Regions from separate parts of the Homo sapiens genome. Here regions 2 and 3 are each linked to region 1. A link is a loop called in an ENCODE intact Hi-C map of the cell type or tissue named here. Cell type or tissue: IMR-90. All regions are shown on one strand. Region 1 overlaps LOC124904004 (a long non-coding RNA gene). Region 2 has its middle 6.6 kb from the start of KRTAP17-1. Region 3 holds the start of KRTAP2-3 (keratin associated protein 2-3).

Region 1 (5,000 bases):
GGCTGGGGAGTGAGAGGATGAGCTAGTGAGTGGGTACAGGAAGCCCGGGGAGTTCCTCTGAGGCCCAGTCCTGGCCCCGATTCTGCTTCCTCCAGTCCAGGAGGAATATCCCTCTACCTTGGGACTGGGGTCTCCTGGGAACATTCTAGAAATCTCTCTTGCAATCAGGGAGGATACAAGCCCCTCCTCTTTCCTGATGAGGATGTAAGATTAACAGGCCAGAGTGGCAATGGCGTCTTTGTGTGAGTGTGTAAGGTGTGTACCCGTGAGAGGTTGTGTGAATGTGAAAGTTTGCGCGTGTGTCCATGAGTGGGTGACAGTGTGGACATGAGTCTATGAGTGTGAGTGTGAGTATGGGGAAGTTTGTGAGTATGGGGAAGTTTGTGAGCATGTGCTGGTGTGTGTGAGTCTGGGAATGTCAGTGTATGTGTGTGAATGTACATGTGAGCGGCACGTGAATGGGTATGAGTCTTTGAGTGTGTGTCAGCCTGTGAGCATGTGCCTGTGTGTGAATCTGGGAGTGTGAGTGTGTGTATGAGCTGTGTGTGAACGTGTGTGTGAGTCTTTGTGTGTGCATGTGTCTGAGAGTGTCAATGTGTGTGTGAATGTGTGTATATGAGTCTTTGAGTGTGTATCTGTGAGCATGCGCCTGTGTGTGAATCTGGGAGTGTGTGTGTGAGCTGTGTGTGAACGTGTGTGTGTGAGTCTTTGTGTGTGCGCATGTCTGAGAGTGTCAATGTGTGTGTGTGGATGTGCCTGTGAGCTATGTGTGAATGTGTATATAGGAGTCTTTGAGTGTGTGTGTATCGATCTGTGAGCATGCGCCTGTGTGTGAATCTGGGAGTGTGAGTGTGCATGTGAACTGTGTGTGAATGTGTGTATATGAGTCTTTGAGTGTGTGTCAGCCTGTGAGCATGTGCCTGTGTGTGAATTTGAGAGTGTAAATGTTCGTATGAGCTGTGTGTGAATGTACGTGTATCAGTCTGTGTGTGTCTGAGAGTCTCAATGTGTGTGTGTATGTGCATGTGAGCTATGTGTGAACGTGTGTGTATGAGTCTTTGAGCATGTGTGTGTCAACCTGTGAGCATGCACCTGTGTATGAATCTGGAAGTGTGTGTGTGTGTGTGTGAGCTGCGTGTCGATGTGTGGCTTATCCTGCAGGAGTGCTGACCCGGGACTCCGGGCGGTAAAGAAGCCTGGGTCCAGGCTCTCCCCTTCCCCAAAGCCACAGGCAACCCCAGAGACACTCAGAGCCCTCTGCATTCTGGGGGTTCTGGGGGCGATCTGGGGAGCTTGTAGGCTCACTTTGCTCCACTGAGCGATGAGTGGTCTTTCCACATTCTAGAGAGGGCTCGGAGGCCTTTATTTTGAAAAGAGTAATACTGAATAGATTCAAAATAATATTTACAAAATATGTGTAGGATTTAAGAATGAAGGCACTGCCGGGCGCTGTGGCTCACGCCAGTAATCCCAGCACTTTGGGAGGCCGAGGTGGGCGGATCACCTGAGGTCAGGAGTTCGAGACCAGCCTGGCCAACATGGTGAAACCCTGTCTCTACTAAAAATACAAAAATTAGCCGGGCGTGGTGGCAGGCGCCTGTAATCCCAGCTACTTGGGAGGCTGAGGCAGGAGAATCGCTTGAACCCAGGAGGTGGAGGTTGCAGTGAGCCGAGATCACCCCATTTCACTCCAGCCTGGGCGACAAGAGTGAAACTCGACCTCAAAAAAAAAAAAAAAAAAAAAAAAGAAAAAAACAAAAAAAGAATAAAAGCACAACAAACATCCGTGAATCCACTGCCCAATTTTGGACATTTTAGCTTCGATGTGCGCCTCGCGCTCTGCCCGCAGTGTAACCGCTAGCCTGGATTTGGGATTTGATTCCTTGCTTTCCTTTACAGATTTGAAGTCCTTCCCCCAGGCCCTGGACGGGGAAACTCAGGACTCCTCTCCGGGTAGAGTCTGGCAGCAGTCGGGCCAGAACAGCTCAGTGCTGCCCTCTGGGGGCGAGGCCGCGGCTTCCTCCTGCTCAGCCCCAGCCTGGGTTGGAAGGAGCCCACCCAGCTAAGCGTGGCGAGACCCGACAGAGGGGTGGGCGCAGTCACTGCCCACACACCTGCAAGGCACGCCTGGACGCACATCCGCATGTGGCCATGCACAGGTGTGCACACGGACTTTACCCTCGTTCGTTTGTATTATGTCCCCCGTTGGTGTCACACCCCGCGTGGGAAGCCCAGAAGCCGCTGCCGCTCCTCAGGAGTTGACAGGAGGGAGAGGTCCCCGCGGGTGGAGCGTGTCTGCTCCAGGGACCCTCAGACTCGGGGCCGGGCAAGCTGGAGGGAAGGCTGGTTTTGGGGTTAGCAGTTTATTAACAGAGGGACTTGAGCGGGTGGGCGTGGGGGAGGGACACGTGCCAAAGGCAGGGAAGGGCTTTTTTGAGATGGAGGGATGGGGGATAGGGGGTGATACACAGCGCAGGCCAGCTTCAGAAGGGAATGTTGTGTCCATGCGCCTGGAGGCAGAGGCATGGACACACGGCCCAGCCGGGGCCTGGTGCTCTGGCTGTTAAGGGACTAGAGACGGTGAAGCTGAAGATGGCGAGGAGGAGCCAGGACCCTGGGGGAGAAGGAGTAGTTTGCAGAGCGCAGGTGGAGGATGGGTCTCCAGGGTCCCTGCATTCCTCCCGCGGCCTCGCGGGCTCCTCTCGGGACTGCAGCGCAGAGGCGCCACCCAAGATGGCCAGCAGAGGGCGCTCCTGCTACAGATTTGGGGATCCCGGGCGGCCGGAGCGTGTCCCCGTTTAACAGGGCATGAGCCTTGGAAGGCGGCTGGGCCTGGGGTCTCCATGGGGAGCACTAGAGCCTGCCCCTTGGGAGCCACCGAGCACAAGAATGAGGAGAGACGACCTCATGAGGTGGGAACCCCACAGGGTTCCATGCATCCTTTTCTGCTGCTGCCGGGTCAGGCATTTGTCTGGTCAATGCTTCCATCCTTTTGTCCCAAGGTGGTGCCTTTTAAATCACCCCCGGAGATGTGACTGGCCCGCCTAACCTGCCCTGGAGGTCTTCCTCCAGGCCAGGGGTCTGTTAGGGCCAGCTAGCCTTTCTAGAAAGTTCCCTGGGTTCTAGCCCCTGCAGCTTCCCTGGTGGCCCCTTGCTCCTGCTTCCTGTCCCTGCCTCTGGGAGGAGGACTTGCTTGTCTGGTCTCCTTCCTCACCCTGCCTCATCCAAGGAGGCTTCTCCATCGCTGCCGGTGCATCCTGCAGTTCTGAGGACCAGACGCACCCTTGGTCTTCTGCCGTAAAGAGTTACGGGCGTTCACGCAGCTGGCGGGTGAACACTGCCAGGTCCCCTGCTTGGCTTGAGGTGTGGCAGCCGCCATCAACTACTGGGGGAGGCGACTAGGGAGGAGAAAATCCCTTCGGTTGTGAATTCTGCCTTCCACCTCCCAGCATCTCCACCTGGACAGAGGGACCACACACTCAAGCCATTTACTCATTGATTTTTAAATTAAATTAAATTAAATTTATTTTAAAATTATTAAATTTTAATTATATATTTATTTGTAATTATATTTAAATAATTAAATCTGTTTATAATATAAAATTATAAAATTTAATTTATAAATTTTAAATTATTTAAAATAAATTAAAATTTATTTTATTTTATTATTATTTTTTGAGACAGAGTTTCGCTTTTGTTGCCCAGGCTGGAGTGCAATGGTGTGATCTTGGCTCAGTGCAACCTCTGCCTCCTGGGTTCAAGCGATTCTCCTGCCTCAGCCTCCAGAGTAGCTGGGATTACAGGAATACGCTACCACGCCCGGCTAATTTTTTGTATTTTTACTAGAGACGGGGTTTCTCCATGTTGGTCAGGCTGGTCTCGAACTCCTGACCTCAGGTGATCTACCCGCCTCGGCCTTCCAAAGTGCTGGGATTACAGGTGTGAGCCACTGCACCCAGCAACATTTATTTTATTTTATTTTTATTTACTATTATTATTTTTCAGATGGAGTCTTACTCTGTTGCCAGCCTGGAGTGCAGTAGCACGATCTCGGCTCACTGCAACCTCCACCTCCTGGGTTCAAGTGATTCTCGTGCCTGAGCCTCCTGAGTAGCTGGGATTACAGGCACGTCCCACCACACCCAGCTAATTTTTGTATTTTTAGCAGAGACGGGGTTTCACCATGTTGGTCAGGATGGTCTTGATCTCCTGACCTTATGATCTGCCCGCCTCAGCCTCTCAAAGTGCTGGGATTACAGGCGTGAGCCACCGTACCCGGACATATTTTATTTTTTGAGACAGAGTCTGGCTCTCTCTCCCAGTCTGGAGTGCAGCAGTGTGATCTTGGCTTGCTGCAACCTCCATCTCCTGGGTTCAAGCGATTCTCCTGCCTCAGCCTCCCGAGTAGCTGGGATTACAGGCATGTGCCACCACACCTGGCTAATTTTTGTATTTTTAGTAGAGTCAGGGTTTCGCCATGTTGGCCAGGCTGTTCTCGAACTCCTGGCCTCAAGTGATCTGCCCGTCTTGGCCTCCCAAAGTGCTGGAGCCATTCATTTATTAATTTGTTCATTCATTTATTCATATCTGCAGTTATTGGGCACTCTTTGCTATGGCCATTTCCAGGGACAGAGAGAAGGAGGCAGGGTCCCTGTCCCATGTCTAGAAGGGGAGTCAGGTATACAAGCAGGTGTAACCACATAGGGTGAGACGTGCCCCATAGAGGGGAATTGCTGTGTTTCCGTGAACTCCGCTTGTCCTAGCTTCCCTATCCTAGTCAGTGACATCATCACCCACCCAGTTACTCAGCTCAGAAAATGCAGAGTCATCCTGCTGTTCCCAGCTCAGGCCTGGCTCCCTGTTGGCCATGGTGTCCCATCCTCACCTCACAACTCTCTCCCAGGCCACCACTTCAGCCCTGAGGCCAGTTCTGCTCTATCCAGCATTCACACTGCCACAAAAGAGAGCTCCTTCAAACTACTCGATGCCCAGACACAGGA
Region 2 (5,000 bases), 330 kb after region 1:
CTCCAGCCACCCACCCTGCTTGTTCCCCAATTTCTGCCATCCTGTCAACCCAGAGATGGTGAATGTTTCCCCAGCCACCCTGGCCCTTCTTTGATCCTTGTCCTGTCAGAACCCCCGAGTGATACTCCCCAGATCTGTTCACATGCCTGCCTTGTCTGCTCTCTCATTGGGCTGCCGATGGCTGCTGGGGAGATGCCAAGGGTGACATGGGTGACCGAGGACCCCACAGATGGCCAGGATGGCTTCCCTGCCCCACCTCCAGCCTCACCTGGCTCTTGGAGCCCTTGGCTGTCAGCCCTCAGCCTCCTCCCAGACACTGCAGCAGCTGGGATTGGGGCGCCTGACTGTCCTCTCCCACTGTCCCGCCTGCCTTAAGTCAGTCTCCCCCATCACTTTCTGCACACCGTGCTGTCCAAGCCAACTGGAAGCAGAGTCTCTGGAAAGCCACGCAGAGCCTTGGGGACTGACCGGCTCCCTCTGCTGGGACTCTGCTGACGAGTCCCAGGTGAGTTGGTGTTTTTGGCTCCACCCCTTCTGTCATCCTCACCAGACCATCGGCTCCTTTGGGGTGCATTTCAGAAGTGGCACAGCCCATAAGCTCACTCCCACCCCACCTTCCCTGGGATCCTCTGTTTCTCTATCCTATGACCCCCGAGGGATCAGCTCCAGGCTGGGCTCCTACCTGGCCCCAGATTCCTTCCCAGCACCAGATCCAGGGCCTTTAGCCACAAGCTCTGCTGCTTCCCTGGTCTCACCGTGAGACGCCCAGAACATGGCCCTACCCATCTTCTCCCCCATTCCCCCAGGGCCACAGCCCTCATTCTCCCCATGCCCTTCCCCATGGGGAATGGGGAAGAAGACAGGCAGGTGGGCCCTCAGAGATCTGCCGGACAACTGCCCCCAGGCTGGGCCAAGCATCCCCTCACCCTGTGGCCACAACCCTTGGATCTCAGAAAGTGGACAGGGCCAGACCCTCAGGCTGCCCCCCTCCTCTTGTGCTAACTTGGAGACAGAACTGCTGAGAGCCCAGGGGCCTGACCTAGCCCTCTCTCCATTCCCACCCGCTCCCTAGATGAACCACGCTCCCTAGATGGGCCACGCACCTCTGGCCTAACAACGACCATGGGCTGGACCTGCAGGGGTGCCAGGGAGGAGTTCTGGCCCTGAAAAGGAGGTTGGCTGGAGCCAGGTAGACACATCTTGCCTCAGAAAGGCCTTTCTAAGGGCAAAACCCATCCCTGAGCTGAGATTGGTGCTTTAAGGGATGAGGACTCACTGCAGAATCCCAAGGCGATCAGTGCCTTTGTAGATGTCAGCATAGTGAGGCCCCATGTCCGCTGGCAGCCCAGCTGGGCATCCCTGCAACTCAGAGGGAGCCAGGGTGAGGGGTCCAAGATAAAGGGTGCATGTGTTGCTTCTCTGGCCAGATCCGGCTGCCCTACTCATGTGTGCAGCCAGTTCCTCATCACTCTCACTCCTGGGTCCCAGGGCCAGCATCAGAGCCTCTGTGGGTGCTCCCTAACTTCAGCCCTCCCCACCCAGCATGGTGGAGTGGAGAGGCAAAAAGTTGAGGGTTGAAGGCAGAGGACAGAGGGCAGTGAATGGTTAACGCCTGAGCCACAGCTGAGCCTTCCTCTACCCAGGACCCTCTGCTGGCTCTCCATCTCCTCTGAGTGACAGCTAGAGCCTTGCAACGGCCTCAGGTCATTGAACCTGGGCCTTCTTCTTCCCCTGAGCTGTCTGCCGCTCTCCCCTGCTCACACCAGACCAGACCAGATGCAGACTTCCCCTCTGGGCCTCAAGCATGCCAATCACGCTCCTGCCTCAGGGCCTTTGCAATTTTCTGTGGTTCTCTCAGAAAGCCAGACATAGAGGAGGGAAGATGGGCTTCAGAAACAGACAGATCTGGGTTCAAATCCAAGCTCTGCATTGTCTGGGTAAAGTAATTGATCACCATGAGCTCCAGTTTCTTCATGCACAAAATAAGGATATTAATACTTGTGTTGAGCTATCTTGAGCATTAACCAAGAAAACACGTATAAAGTGCTCACAGCAGGGCCTGGCATGAGGGAGGGACTGATAATGTGTCTCCTTTGCTAAGAGATCGTTAATTGGATGCATGGTTTAAATTAGTTCCATGTAAATATAATAAGCTTCTCTCATCAAACCAAATTTTTGTTGAGTTGCTTCTGGTGAATCTAGTGTCAGAGCCTGTCTTGTGAGTGCTTCTAAAGGAAACACTAGAAGCTGCTTGTGTAATATCATGAGATGAACACTAGAGGCTGCCAGAACAGACGACATGATTGCGTTTTTGATCTCTACATTCTGTTCTTTCTTGTACAGAAACTATTTTTTTTATTTATTAGAGACAGGGTCTCGCTCCATTGCCCAGGCTGGAGTGTAGTGGCTTGATCATGGCTCCTTGAGCTCAGTCACTGCAGCCTTGAGCTCTTAGGCTCAAGCCATCCTCCTGCCTCAGCCTTCTGAGTAGCTGGGACTACAGGCATGCACCACCACACCCAGCAAATTTTTTATTTTTTAATTTTTTGTAGAGGCAGGATCTTGTCAGCAAACTTCATTTAATAGGCAGTCAAGTTCCCCAATTAGGAAAACTAGGATTTTTTTTTTTTTTTGTAAAGCAGTATCTGCCACACACCAAAGTAAATTCCTGATGGATAGCAGCATTAAGTATAAAAAATACAACCATAAAATAGATGAAAATAAAGCAAATAGTTGTCTGATTTGGGGATGGAGGAGAACTTTTGAAACAAAACACTAGGAAAAAAAGATTTCCCTACATAGAAAGAAATTTCTGTGCGTAAAAATATAGACACAACTAAAAGAAAGTGATACACCCTGGGACAAATTTTGCAACATGTGTGAGTGACACAACGAAAAGTTAATATACCTGGCATAATAAAATAAGTTCATATAAGTAAGGTGGGAAAGATGGGTAGCTAATTAGAATGAGCAGATAATTTCTAAAAAGGAAATAACAGTGGCCTATAAAAATATGCAATGATAATTACTAAGTACAAATAAATACTATAATGAGACTTCATAATTGGCCTACCCAATTGACAAAGAGATTTTAAAAATAACAACTAATATTGGCGAAGGCACTGTGAAGTGAACACAAATGAGGACAATTTTTCTGGAGAGTAATTAAAAAAATAATTTCAACTTTTCTTTTGGATTCAGGGGGTATACGTGTAGGTTTGCTACCTGGGTATATATGCTGAGGTTTGTGGTACAATTGATCTCATCATCCAGATAGTGAGCATAGTAACCAATAGTTAGTTTTTCTACCCTTGCTCCTCTCCTTCCCTTTCCCCTCTCATAGTCTCCAGTGTCTATTGTTGCCATATTTACGTCCATGTGAATTCACTGTTTAGCTCCCACTTGTAAGTGAGAACACATGGTATTTAGCTTTCTGTTCTTGTATTAATTCACTTAGGATAATGGCCTCCAGCTGCATCCATGTTGCTGCAAATGACATGATTTTTTTTTTTATGGCCAGGTAGTATTCCATGGTGTATGTGTGCCACATTTTCCTTACATAGTCCACTGCTGATGGGCATTTAGGCTGATTCTATGTCTTTGCTATTGTGAATAGTGCTGCAATGAACATATAAGTGGATGTGTGTTTTTTTGGTAGAACGATTTATTTTCTTTTGGATGTATACCCAGTGATATAATTTGGATCTGTGTTCCTGCCCAAATCTCATGTTCAGTTGTTAATTCCCAGCGTTGCAGGTGGGTCCTGGTGGGAGGTGATTGGATCACAGGGGTGATTTCTGATGAATGGTTTAGCACTAGCCCCCTTGGTTGTGATAGTGAGTGAGTTCTTGTGAGATCTGGTCATTTAAAAGTGTGTAGCATCTCCCCACTCTCTCTCTTCCTCCTGCCCTGGCCATGTGAAGTGCCAGCTACCCTTTGCCTGCTGCCATGATTGTAAGTTTTCTGAGGCCTCCCCAGAACCTGAGAAGATGCCTGCATCATGCTTCCTGTATAGCTTATGAAACTGTGAGCCAATTAATCCTCTTTTCTTTCTAAATTACCCAGTCTCAGGCATTTCTTCATAGTAGTGCAAGAACAGACTAATACACCCAGTAATGGGATTGCTGGGTTGAATGGTAGTTCTATTTGAAGTTCTTTGAGAAATCTCTAAACTGCGTTCCACAGTGGCTGAACTAATTTACATTCCCACCAACAGTGTATAAGCGGTCCCTTTTCTCTACACCCTCACCAACATCTGTTGTTTTTTGACTTTTTAATAATTGCCATTCTGACTGGTGTGAGATGGTATCTTACTGTGGTTTTGATTTGCATTTCTCTGATGATTAATGATGTGGAGCATTTTTTCACATGTTTGTTGACCACTCGCATGTCTTCTTTTGAGAAGTGTCTGTTCATGTCTTTTGCCCACTTTTTAACAGGGTCATTTGTTTTTTCCTTGTTGAATTGTTTAAGTTTTTCATAGATTCTGGATATTAGATCTTTTTTGGATGCATAGTTTGTGGATATTTTCTTCCATTCTATAGGTTATCTGTTTACTCTGTTGATAGTTTCTTTTACTGTGCTGAAGCTCTTTCATTTAAATAGATCCCACTTGTCAATTTTTGTTTTTGTTGCATTTGTTTTTGAGAACTTAGTAATGCATTTTTTCCCAAGACTAGTGTTCAGAATGATGTTTCCTAGTTTTTCTTCTAGGATTCTTATAGTTTGAGGCCTTACATTTAAATCTTTAATCCATCTTGAGTTAATTTTTCTATATGGTGAAATACAGAGGTTGTTTAATTCTTCTGCATATGGCTAGCCAGTTATCCCAGCACCATTTATTGAATCGGGAGTCCTTTCCCCAATGCTTATTTTTGTTAACTTTGTCAAAGATCAGGTGGCTGTAGGTGAGCAGCTTTATTTCCGGATTCTCTATTCTGTTCCATTGTATATGTCTGTTTTTGTACCAGTACCATGCTGTTTTGGTTACTGTAGCTTTA
Region 3 (5,000 bases), 590 kb after region 1:
GAGTAGCATTTTTCAAAGTGTGGCCCATGCGTCATACACAATAGAATCTCTTGCAATTGCCTATTAAAATGCACATTCTTAGGCCCCAAACCAAACCTAATGAATCAAAATCTCTGGGAGTGGGGCCCAAGGCTGTTTATTTTCTATCACTTCCATGTAATTCATTAGAATTTCAGGACCATTATTTCAGAGGAAGACCAGGATTTGAGCTCCTTGAGGGCTTAACAAGCATGGCCTGGAAGCCTTCCAAGAATAGTCACAAGGACAAGCCACAATGAAGACACCCAAAGTGAAGAAAAAAATGTAATATAATAATAAGTATGAAACAGCACCTGCTAAACTGTAATCAGAAGAATCGGTTTGGCAGAGAAGTGAATGTAAATGAATGTGCAAAAAAACAGTATCTTGAGTTTGTCATAGGTGGAATAAAATGACAACAAAAAAAGAGAGACAAAAAGTAAGAGATAAGGGATGAATAAAAAGTGAAGAGGGGAGGCAAGGCAATGAATAGGAGGAAGAGTGAAGAGGAAGATGATGGAGATGATGAGAAAGACAGAAGAGGAACAGAGACAGGCACTAGGATTCCTGGTACAAGTATTTGGTATTTGAAGATGTTACAGGAGAGCTAGGCCAGTCCTCAGATTACCCATGTGGCTAGGAAGTGTGTGCACATCAGGTGGTCTGCTGCCTGTCCTTTGCCCATCTCTATAGATCCATGTCTCACTGCTCCCCACTAAGATTCACTTCAAGCAACACTGACCTTATAGTTATTAAACATTTGCAGTTCCAAATGTTTCGCTTTTCCTCATGTTCTTTCACTTATCTGTTCTTTTACACACTCTTTCTCTTCACCTTCATCACCTACTTAACTCTGATTCATTTCCAAGATTCAATTCAGTCTTCTCCAGTAGTCCTGTCCCAACCCCTGTATCACACAAACACATGTGCAAATGCATACACACACACACACACACACACACACACATACAGGTTAGGAGCTCTCAGCAAGTTCCAATAGCTTACCTCCCTCCCCATAAGGCATTGTATTGAGATTATATGTTTTTTTGCCTCCAAGGAGGGGACCACAGTTTGTTTTTGGCTTCCAATACTGAGCTCAAAGTTTAATACGTAGCCGGTACTTAATTTCTGTTTGTTTAGTTGTCAAAATAAAAGGAAATTGTCTTTACCACAAGAATTTTAAAAGGTAGATAATTATTTAAAGAAAAAATTTTGGCATTAGTGTAACTTAACCTCTCTGACTCTCGAGTTTTCTCATCCGCAAAATGGGAAAAGCAACATTTACCAATGTAGATTGCTAGGGAAGTTAAATAACAATTATAACTTTTTATGTATGCAAGATGCCTGGCACATAGTTAAATGCCCAGTAACATTCATTTATATTCCTTGTGGAGCATTTGGACATCACTGTATCGAACAGGCTCAAAAGATGTGCTATCTACTACATATCAACTCACTGGGAATGGGAACAAATTCAGGGGAGGGCTTTACTAACCAAACTTAAATTGTAATTTTTTTTCAGGATAGTCTACATCTACCAGTAGGAATAGATTTTCTAATAAATATAATGAAGAAGGCAAAAAAAAAAACCCACAACAACTTGGCATCAGATTAAGGCTGTCTCAGAATGAAAATAATCTTTAAAAATTCATTCTACAAGTCCACAGGAATGAGTCCTAGATTATAGGATTTATGAATAGGAGTGCAGCATCAGGTAAAAGAAGGATTGAGCAACATGTAAGTATCTGATGGTTCGACTCTTTCTTTCACATTGAACCTTCCAAGGGAATTAAACAACTCAAAGCTGTAATAGACCTCAAAAGATTACTTTGCCTTCCCTGACTTTAGGCAAATGAATATCTAAAAAACTCAGATGAAATTTTTAAAAAAATTCTAGCAACAAATTCCACCAGTCCCCTGATCATTTAGTTTTTCTGTCTCTCACAACTAAACTCTTTTCTTTTCTAATTATATCTAATTAATTATATCCCTTTCTCTGTCTTCCATGTTTGTATGGATTTTATGATAAGCCAGCCTCTGAAGAACACCAGGCACCGAAGACTCTGCCCATTTTACAGATGAGGAAACCTGGCTAAGGGTAAGTCATTTACTCTAAGTTAGACAACTGCAAAGAGGTGGAGAAAGGACTGGAATCCTTCTTTATCTTCTCCATTTTCCTCCTGCCCTGTGCCCGTCAATATTCCCCATCCCATCCCTGACTCTTATGATTGGAGGATATTTTTAAGATTATTTCTGAGAACGAAGTCCTTAAGGAATGTATTTTCTAATTTTAGAATTTTAATAATTTTCCTAACATCTAGTGGCTTCCAGACTAGTTCCTAACAAAATATAATTCATAAAACTATTAAGAAGAGGGCATGGCCCACCATCACAAGAGGTCACCAACACTACATTCTTTATCTATCCAACTACAAAAATCTCACAAGTTATTTTCACTGTGCTTCAGATTTACTTGTTTCCATCCTGGTGATTATGCACTTGAAGAATGTGTGGAACTTGAATAACATGACTAAAAAAGTCCATGTGGTAAAGACCAGGGATACATCTCTTGTCCAATAGCTTAGGACTATTAATGTGCTACAGCAAGGGAGACCACATGGCTGAGGACCATGGGGCATCCTCCCAAACAAAGGAGGAGAAATGTTATTATAAAATGTTGAGGAATGGTGGGGTAAAATTACGTGACATAGTGTTTTCATAGGCTCAAGAAAAACAGGGCTGTGTATAAAAAATAATTAACACCAGACCTGAGCTGTGAAACAGACTTATGGTCCTCTTTCACTGGAAACTGTATAGTTGAGACAAATGGGGAATGTTGTGTCTGCAAGTCACTTGTCTGAAATTCTGTACCTGGGTTGGGTACTGAGGTTGCTTCTCTGTCCAGATGACTTAGATCCTGTCTAGGCAAGAGTGAAATGTTTCCTTCTTACTGATGTGGCTTGGAAGAGCAAGGTTTCTAACAGCCTATAATTTTAGAAAACAGTATTTCTTAGTACTGTGTTCTTTTGTTAACAAAAGCAGTGGATTTACAGACATATTTCTCTTTTTAGTTTGGCATCTCTGTATACATTCCAAAACAAAGAACAGAATGCTAAACCATGTATCAAGTGAGTACTTATTTTATTTCACTAAAGGGAATAAAACTTTTTAATAACTACTGCTACATGTTATCTATTTTGAGTGACTCCGAGTTGGAAAAAGACTGGGAGACATCACCAGTGTTTCTACTCCACAGAAGACCTGTGGTATTGCTAAATATTTGCCACTCTTTGATCCGTACGACTTTGGAGGAATTCATTTTGTAAATCTGGTCTTCCAAAAACTGTGATGGACTATGATGGATCATAGACTCAAAGGACTTCAAAGATCAGGGATATGATAGACCAAAGGGTGTATTTTTAAAAAGAGAAAACAAAACAAAACACACCTCAGAGGTAAATTTGCACTGAAGACCATCAGCATTCCTTGGACAATGTTATCTTTAATCTACCTTCCAACTCTAAATTTATTTTCTGTATTCCTATTCATCTTTGCTATGGCTGGAAAAGACAAAGCTATTTTATTGGTCACCAGCTAAACTAATTCCCCTTGTCTTTTTCATAATGCCACCTTCCCACCTCATAAACAAACAAAACCCTCAGCCAACAAACTAAAGAAGCTGTGACAGAAAGATAATTGATTCCTTTGTAGATATTGTCCATAGATTTTTAAGTATGTAATACAAAGTGCATATGTCAAAGCAAGAAAGCAAGAAATAGCCCAATTTCAATTTTATTTCTAGGTCAATAATCAGGGAAGGGCATTCAGAAAGGCACAGAATGAATGAAATCCCCATTTAGTTTGACCTTATTGTTCCCAGAAAAGTTCTTTCCCTTTAATTGCTTGATTTATCTTTGTCTTGCCTTACTAAAAGTTATGATTACTATGTGATAGGAAACTATTTGAAAGCTATTTTTCTTTCCTTTCCCCCTCCACCCCCAAATAGTACAGTACCATCTACATAATAAGTGTCTCATAAGTGTTAATGAGTTATAAACCAACTCAGATTACTAAAATAAAATCAGTCTAGCAGCTTTGGTGATGATTTTCTTATAAACAAGGTTAGGCACTGTGTCATTAAACACTGGGCCATTCTTTCCATAGCAGAATCAATACACATCTGCTCTTATGAGCCATTTTGGTTTTTAAGAAATTCTTGCTTGATCTCAATGCCAATCAGAAACCCAGCCTGTGACTCATGAACATTCCAGTCCCATGCTTAAGTCACGGATGGCAGCGAACAAGAGGAAAGTGTGATGGTGGCTGGATTCTTCAAACTTGCACCTTCTCACATGGCATGGCCTGGAAGGACTAGCTGATAGATGAGCAATTGTTCTGATGATATACATGACCAGGTATTCCGTTCTAGGGAAAAAGTAGACAGGTAGAAAACAAAGCATTCTTTAGTGATTTAGGGATCGCTGCCTCAGCAGTTAAATCCAGAGTTCTCATTTCAACGGGCAGCTACAACTCCAGGAAATGACCTCATGTCCTGGGGGTCATCAGCATCCAGCTAGGATATATAAAGGGCCCAGAGTGGAACGAGGACATTCACACCTGAGAACATCCAGCTCCTCTCAACAGCCCAACCCACACCAGCCTCAGACACCACCATGACCGGCTCCTGCTGCGGCTCCACCTTGTCCTCCCTGAGCTACGGGGGAGGCTGCTGCCAGCCCTGCTGCTGCCGCGACCCCTGCTGCTGCCGCCCCGTGACCTGCCAGACCACCGTGTGCCGCCCCGTGACCTGCGTGCCCCGCTGCACGCGCCCCATCTGCGAGCCCTGCCGCCGCCCGGTGTGCTGCGACCCCTGCTCCCTGCAGGAAGGCTGCTGCCGCCCCATCACCTGCTGCCCCTCGTCGTGCACGGCTGTGGTGTGCAGGCCCTGCTGCTGGGCCACCACCTGCTGCCAGCCTGTGTCT

What was found. A loop is a pair of places that touch in the nucleus more often than their neighbours do. Peaks named below come from ENCODE experiments on the same cell type or tissue, not always from the same donor. Only the 100,000 strongest peaks of a DNase experiment are listed, where the experiment ranks them.
Region 2: it touches region 1 in a loop (5-fold over the local background); 12 of 110 quality-filtered maps call a loop at or near these places.
Region 3: a loop joins it to region 1, with 6 times the contacts of the local background. A loop is called at or near these places in 2 of 110 quality-filtered maps.

Annotation. Positions count from the first base shown.
Region 1 is chr17:41,645,814-41,650,813 of GRCh38, reverse strand. LOC124904004 (a long non-coding RNA gene) reads left to right here. Exons shown (of 2, transcript XR_007065756.1): 2 at 1,900-3,537. Among named protein-coding and RNA genes, the nearest start is that of KRT17, 24 kb to the right of the region's middle. RefSeq lists enhancers at 2,164-2,273, 2,672-2,831, 2,862-3,011, 2,564-3,439. In IMR-90, CTCF peaks have their summits at 2,002 (motif pointing left) and 2,736 (motif pointing right); DNase peaks (open chromatin) are centred at 1,953 and 4,793; H3K27ac peaks cover 177 bases.
Region 2 is chr17:41,319,787-41,324,786 of GRCh38, reverse strand. It overlaps the pseudogene TBC1D3P7. Among named protein-coding and RNA genes, the nearest start is that of KRTAP17-1, 6.6 kb to the right of the region's middle. In IMR-90, CTCF peaks have their summits at 470 (motif pointing left) and 2,282; a DNase peak (open chromatin) is centred at 2,266; H3K27ac peaks cover 181 bases.
Region 3 is chr17:41,059,742-41,064,741 of GRCh38, reverse strand. It overlaps KRTAP2-3 (keratin associated protein 2-3), which reads left to right and starts at 4,628. Exons shown (of 1, transcript NM_001165252.2): 1 at 4,628-5,000. The coding sequence starts at 4,692. RefSeq lists enhancers at 4,309-4,883, 4,884-5,000. In IMR-90, a CTCF peak has its summit at 2,401 (motif pointing right); DNase peaks (open chromatin) are centred at 2,551 and 4,261; H3K27ac peaks cover 2,536 bases.